2 separate regions of the Homo sapiens genome follow, and region 1 is linked to region 2. The links are chromatin contacts, found by Hi-C or POLR2A ChIA-PET in ENCODE. All regions are on one chromosome and are shown on one strand. Each heading gives the region's core, a stretch centred on a gene start or an enhancer-like site at or near the end of the contact. The rest is flanking DNA. Distances are from core to core; before and after follow the strand shown. Region 1 holds the start of HOPX (HOP homeobox). Region 2 has its middle 53 kb from the start of CHAER1.

Evidence for each region. A loop is a pair of places that touch in the nucleus more often than their neighbours do. ChIA-PET counts read pairs that join two places held with the same protein, here RNA polymerase II (POLR2A). Pooled maps may share reads with other maps.
Region 1: a map of PC-9 shows a loop between it and region 2 (4-fold over the local background). The contact joins the promoter of HOPX here to the enhancer-like site in region 2. A Hi-C loop is called at or near these places in 6 of 168 maps with a recorded cell type or tissue (CD4-positive, alpha-beta T cell, PC-3, PC-9 and 2 more), 1 of 37 single-sample maps with no recorded cell type and 14 of 50 pooled maps. POLR2A ChIA-PET finds 5 or more read pairs at or near these places in 6 of 52 experiments (CD4-positive, alpha-beta T cell, MCF 10A, OCI-LY7 and 3 more).

What each region holds. Positions count from the first base shown.
Region 1 is chr4:56,679,708-56,682,557 of GRCh38, reverse strand. It overlaps HOPX (HOP homeobox), which reads left to right and starts at 1,262. Exons shown (of 4, transcript NM_032495.6): 1 at 1,262-1,303. RefSeq lists a silencer at 1,215-1,264.
Region 2 is chr4:56,756,366-56,759,125 of GRCh38, reverse strand. No RefSeq gene overlaps it. Among named protein-coding and RNA genes, the nearest start is that of CHAER1, 53 kb to the right of the region's middle. RefSeq lists enhancers at 575-744, 875-934, 1,265-1,334. Within about 2 kb of position 1,510, at least 26 of the 41 ENCODE cell types and tissues checked have a DNase peak (open chromatin) inside an H3K27ac peak, as active enhancers do; they include CD4-positive, alpha-beta T cell, OCI-LY7, PC-3 and 1 more, where a contact is called at or near this core.

The sequences.
Region 1 (2,850 bases), core at 13-2,512, 76 kb after region 2:
GCCATAGAATGGTCAGAAGTTAGGCATTGAATTAGGCAGGAAACAAAAGAATTCCTCTGGTAACCAAGGTTGGGTTAACCTGGGCCCCCTGTCTCTACTCTTTCCCACACATGTTTTATAACCGTCACCCCCTTTTCCAAGAGGGAAAGAGGTATTCTGAATGAGCGCTGCTCTTCTTTCACATATGGCTACTGTTCCCAAGAGACTCAAGTGGGCTTTCTCTTTCTCTGCTGAAGTGAATAATATAGGGTGTGGCTCTCTGGATGGCACTTACCGGTTTGTGCTACAAACCAGCAAATACACACAGATAATCCCACAGATGATCTCACCAGACCTTGTCTCCCTTCCCTCATTCCCTCAAAATCATACCCACCTAATAATGTTTAGTGCACTGCAATTGAGTATTAGCTCCCGTATCTAGCTAATAAAATACGTAAACATCCAACAGCCGGGTCCTCACACCCACACACATACCCTCGCCTTTAGAAACATTTCCACGGATTGTCACACGAGCCCCTAAACTCTCTGTCACACTCTGCATGCATCTTCCCACAGACTTGCTCACACACTGGCTTTTTATTCGCAAGCCCATGGGGAATCTTTCACCTCTTAGACAGGAATTTCATTAACGAAGGGGAGGGGATGGTAAGAGGAAAGTACAGATGCAGGGGAAATAAATGAGAATCGTTTTTGAGGGAGACCTAAAACTGTATCATCCTAGCCCGAATCTCTCCCTTTTAACTGTTCTTTATGTGTACATTCTGTGCCCAAAAGAAAACAACCTTTCATTAATTGGGCAATTGTCCAGGCTCTTAGCTTGGCATCCAGCTCTCAGAGCTGTGAAATCAACCGCACCAGATCTACGCTTTGAAATGAGGCAACATCTAACTGGAAACTCGCTCAAAGTAAGGAAGTGGATGAGAAGACTCAGGGTCCCTTTTCTCTTCCCCGTCTTCTCTCAGCCACATCTCTCTTATCCTATCTTGGTGAAGAAGCTTGCTTGGCTAGGAGAGAGGTCAGGGACGAGAAGATAGTGACGAGAAAGTTCCATGAGACTCTCAGAAGTCCCAGCCTGAACATCAAACCTGAATAACCAGGAGAGACGTAACCTCGGCATACTTTCAGTGGTTTACCTCCTGCCCACGCTGCAGGTTTTTCAGGTCCTTGCTCGAGTGTGTGCTCATAGGCGTAAATAAACGTGCTATCAGCAGCCTGCGTCAGCCAGCCCAGCTATTTAAGCAGGCTGGCATCAGCAAACACAGCTTCCAAACCCAGGGCTTGCGCTTGCCTTTGCCTCTTCCACGTAAGTACCTTTCAAAGGTCTGCCTTTTATGCAGAGGAATGAGTTTGTGCAGGAACTAGACCAAAATGCTATCGTTACCGTATTTGCTCATCTGTTGGAAAACGGTAGAGGTGAAAGGGAGAATAGGAATGACAAGCTTACCCCCAAGCAGAAGCTAGGAAATGCTGCTGGGTGTAAGACATCAGTCCCTTACAAACAAAACTGCATGGGGTCGAGGGGAATTTGGAGGAAGGGGAGTTGGTGTTGGTCTTTTGGCCAAGCAGGTGAGATGTTTTTCTTACTCGCTTCTATTTTGGAAAGATAACTTTGAAACCAGCATTTGTCAGATGCCTATGATTTTCTCATTTAGAAGCAGATTATTGTTATTCTACATCCCAGACTTTTATCTAAAATCAGACATAATATCGTTTTAAAATATGTTTTGTGTTTGACAAGGGGAAGTGAGGGAGCTGTCTCTGGATGGAGAAGTGGCTTGATTTTGAATTTGCAGTTTATTGTTACTTCTGGTTCTCATAATACTTATTTATAACAACAAAAACAGTGATTTTTTTTTTTTGAGATGAAAAGGAATCCCAGGCTCTGGGGTTTAGAGAAAGTATAGGTTTGTGATATGTGAGTGGCATCCAAGTATTCAGGGTAAACTGTTAAGTAAAGTGGAATAAGAATCATTGAATAAAAAGGTACAATCTATCACATAGTTCAGATAAGAAGCTCTTAAAGAGAAAAGGAATGCAAACAGTTCCCATGAAGTGGCACTGCTACTGGACAGGGCCCTGTAGTGTGTTTAGTTAAGTAAGGTTAAGTATAACCAGGGCAGGCAGAGAACAAAACGAAGGTGCTGGGGAGGTGGGAAGGGAGGAGAAGGGAGGAGCAGATAGTAAAGGATTTATAATTAAACAACAGATTCATGAAAAGCAGATAGGAATAGAGCAGGGCATTAATTCCATAGTCTATCCCTTTGTATCAAGAATCTGGTGAAAGCCAAGGACCTTTCTCAGGTATTCATTCCTCGCTTCCTGAGCCTCCCCTTCCACCCCACACCCCAACCCACACCTTGACTCTCACTTTCTGGACTCCTAGAAGTCCACGGACCTAAATGAAGCTCATATGCTTATTATTATTTTTTTTTAACTGGGCTGAAGCTGCCGACTGAGGAACCTCTCCAGAAGTGGTGGCGAGTTAAAAACCTTCAACGTGGCAGGCACTTCTTAGCCACCAAACTGAAGCTTGGTTTTAAGTTCATGAAGGTCTTATGTCAATCAAGCAAATAATGATTAAGGGCTATATCTGAGAAAAGATAAGTTGAAGGCCAAGAGGAAGAGAAAAGAAAAAATGGATCTTGTTCTCAAAGAGCTTGAAATCTAAAGTCCAGGGAGATAATTAGATGTTATGTCCATGCACAAAATAGGATGTGTTGAGTGATTACATTTGTATAAAATGATAGAAAATGCAAACTAATCTATAGCAAAAAGAAAGTGGCTGGGTGCGGTGGCCCACGCCTGTAATCCCAGCACTTTGGGAGGCCGAGGTGAGCGGATCACTTGAGG
Region 2 (2,760 bases), core at 261-2,760:
AGCTGAGGCGGGAGGATCGCTTGAGCTCAGGAGTTCAAGACCAGACTGGGCAACATAGCGAGACCTTGTCAGTACAAAATACAAACAAAATTAGCCGGGAGTGGTGGCATCTGCTTGTAGTCCCAGCTACTTAGAATGCTGAGATGGGAGAATTGCTTCAGCCCAGCAAGTCAAGGCTGCAGTGTGCTATGATCGTGCCACTGCACTCCAGCCTGGGTGACAGAGTGAGACCCTGTCTCAAAACAAAAAATAAAGCAATTGCAAATATTTGAAACCCCCAAAAAGAATGGGGAAGGGGTGAATCCTATCTTTACTTAATATTTTGGTTATTGTTCATGATCAGTTCTTTTGCATTAATTTTGATTTGCTAAAATACTGCATTAAAATACCATTTATCCTAATTACCGAGAGTCTAGGCATCCCCTTCCTTACCTCACCCTAGTCCCAGCCCTTCAAGTGCCTCAATTTATAAGACTTTCTGGTAAGAGCCCTTTAGTGAGCTCACCTGTTGCGTTCTGAATAGGGATCAGTTTTTTAATGTTTTCATATACGTTTTCAGGAACACAGCTAGTATATAACAAAAGGAAGGACTCTCCTGTATATTTTTTCTTGGTGTTTTAAAGCCCATGCATACGAACAAATGTCTCCAATGACACAGAATCTCCAACTCCAGTTGCAAATCCTCTCTCACCCAACAGGCACTCTTTATTCGGAAGAGAACTTCCTTTAACCCTGAGTAGGAACTAAAATTCAAGTCATGTAAAAACAACACTTTTCAAAAGTGCCAGTATTTTGCTTTCTTCCTGTCCTCTGGTATGTGTTCTAAGTGCTTTTTTTAACAAACTAGTCTGACAGAAACCGCAACTGCAGGAAGCTGGAGCCCAAAATAAATAACTATATTTAAAAAAAAACACTTAGGTTCAGCTCTTAAAGAGCTAAACAGGCTCATAGCAAGTAAAACCCAGTCCTCTGCAGTAAAACCACCTCCCTCCCTACCTTATTGCTGAAAGTCAAGCTCCTGCCCTCCTACCCTAGACTTTCCATCCTAAGAGTCCCAGTCCCTCCTACTTTGAAGCCAAACGCATGGCTCCAGAGATGCCTGGCTTCACTCTGCCTCCTTCCTCCTGGAGGGCCGGAGCAGGGGCTTCACACTCACAGGGTGACAGAGCAGCACAGGACAGAATGACTCAGGTGGCAGGAACGCTCTGGTTGCTTGATGAGCAAAGCGTGTGGGGGAGGAGCAAATGGCTTCGACCAAGCAGCAGATGAGCAAGGCAGTCTAAGAGGAGAAAAGGGAATCACATAATTTGTATTTGTACTTTCTTTAAAAAAAAAAAAGACCAAAAACCAAAGAAACAAAGCTCAGATTCTACTTAGCGATCTCAAGACTTGCCCACAGATACTCAACTAAGTGTTTAACAATGTCTACACCCTGTCCAGGCCAGCCTGTGTCTCTTCTCCAGCCCGTAGCTGTCAGGTTGTTTTATACGCTGGTGCCACCTGTGGGGCGTGGTACAGGGGGGCCTGCTGGATTACATCTTAGTGTGTATTTACTACACATGCTGCCTGAACTGCCTGCATTCTGGCTGTGGCCTGGTGTATATCCCAGGCCTTGGGTCATTTCCATCCTACGTCTCCCAGAGCCCATAGATACCCGGGGTGGCCTTTAAAACTGGTGTCAGGCTGGGCCTGGAAAGTACCACCCAGATCCAGAACCAGCCTGCAGAATCCAGCTGCCTGGGGTTTGGGAGGGAAGGCCTTGACAGGCACTAAGCTGGCTGTTCCCTGTGAGTCAGAGCACACTGCACTGGGAGTTACATCCCTTGGGATGGGTTGAACAGTCACAACCAGAGGATACAGAGAGTCTCTTCCTTACCTCCTTCAAGCCAACCACGGGCTTTGTGTATTAGTTTTTTCATGTACAAAGCTGTCAAATAGTAAGGTCGAAGGGTATTCCTTGTCCCCTCTTGCTAATAATGCAGGATTCTAGCCCTCTCTGCTTCTCATCTTAGATATTTCTGAATGCTCACAGGAGTTTATCTTGCATCCTTATGATTAAGTCAGTTCAATTTCAATGTTATGTCCTGGACTCTGCTGCCAGTGTCTGGCACTGCTACCCTGTGCTGCTAAAGTGCAGGGCAAAGTAGGGAGACAGCATCATGGCCCCCTTTTTATAGGTTTCACTCTGTTGTTAGGATATAGGAGTGGTACAGTAGGCCAAAAAGTGACCCCCCAAAAGATATCCACATCAAACCCCTAAATCTGTGAATGTTCCCTTGCTGGGGAGAAAAGGTCTTTGCCGATGTGATGAAATTAAGGATCTTGACAGGAGGTGCTTATTCGGCATTATCCAGGTGGACCCCAAATGCAATCACATGTATCGTTATAAGATAGACACACGGAGGGGTTGGACGTGGTGGCTCACGCCTGTAATCCCAGTACTTTGGGAGGCTGAGGTGGGCAGATCACCTGAGGTCGGGAATTCAAGACCAGCCTGACCAACATGGAAAAACACCGTCTCTACTAAAAATACAAAATTAGCTGGGCGTGGTAGCGGGGTGCCTGTAATCCCAGCTACTCTGGAGGCTGAAGCAGAAGAATCGCTTTAACCCAGTGGGCAGAGATTGCGGTGAGCTGAGATGGTGCCATTGCACTCCAGCCTGGGCAACAAGAGCGAAACTCTGTCTCAAAAAAAAAAAAAAAAAGATAGACATACAGACAAGACACAGACATACTACAGAAGACATACAGAGGAGAAGT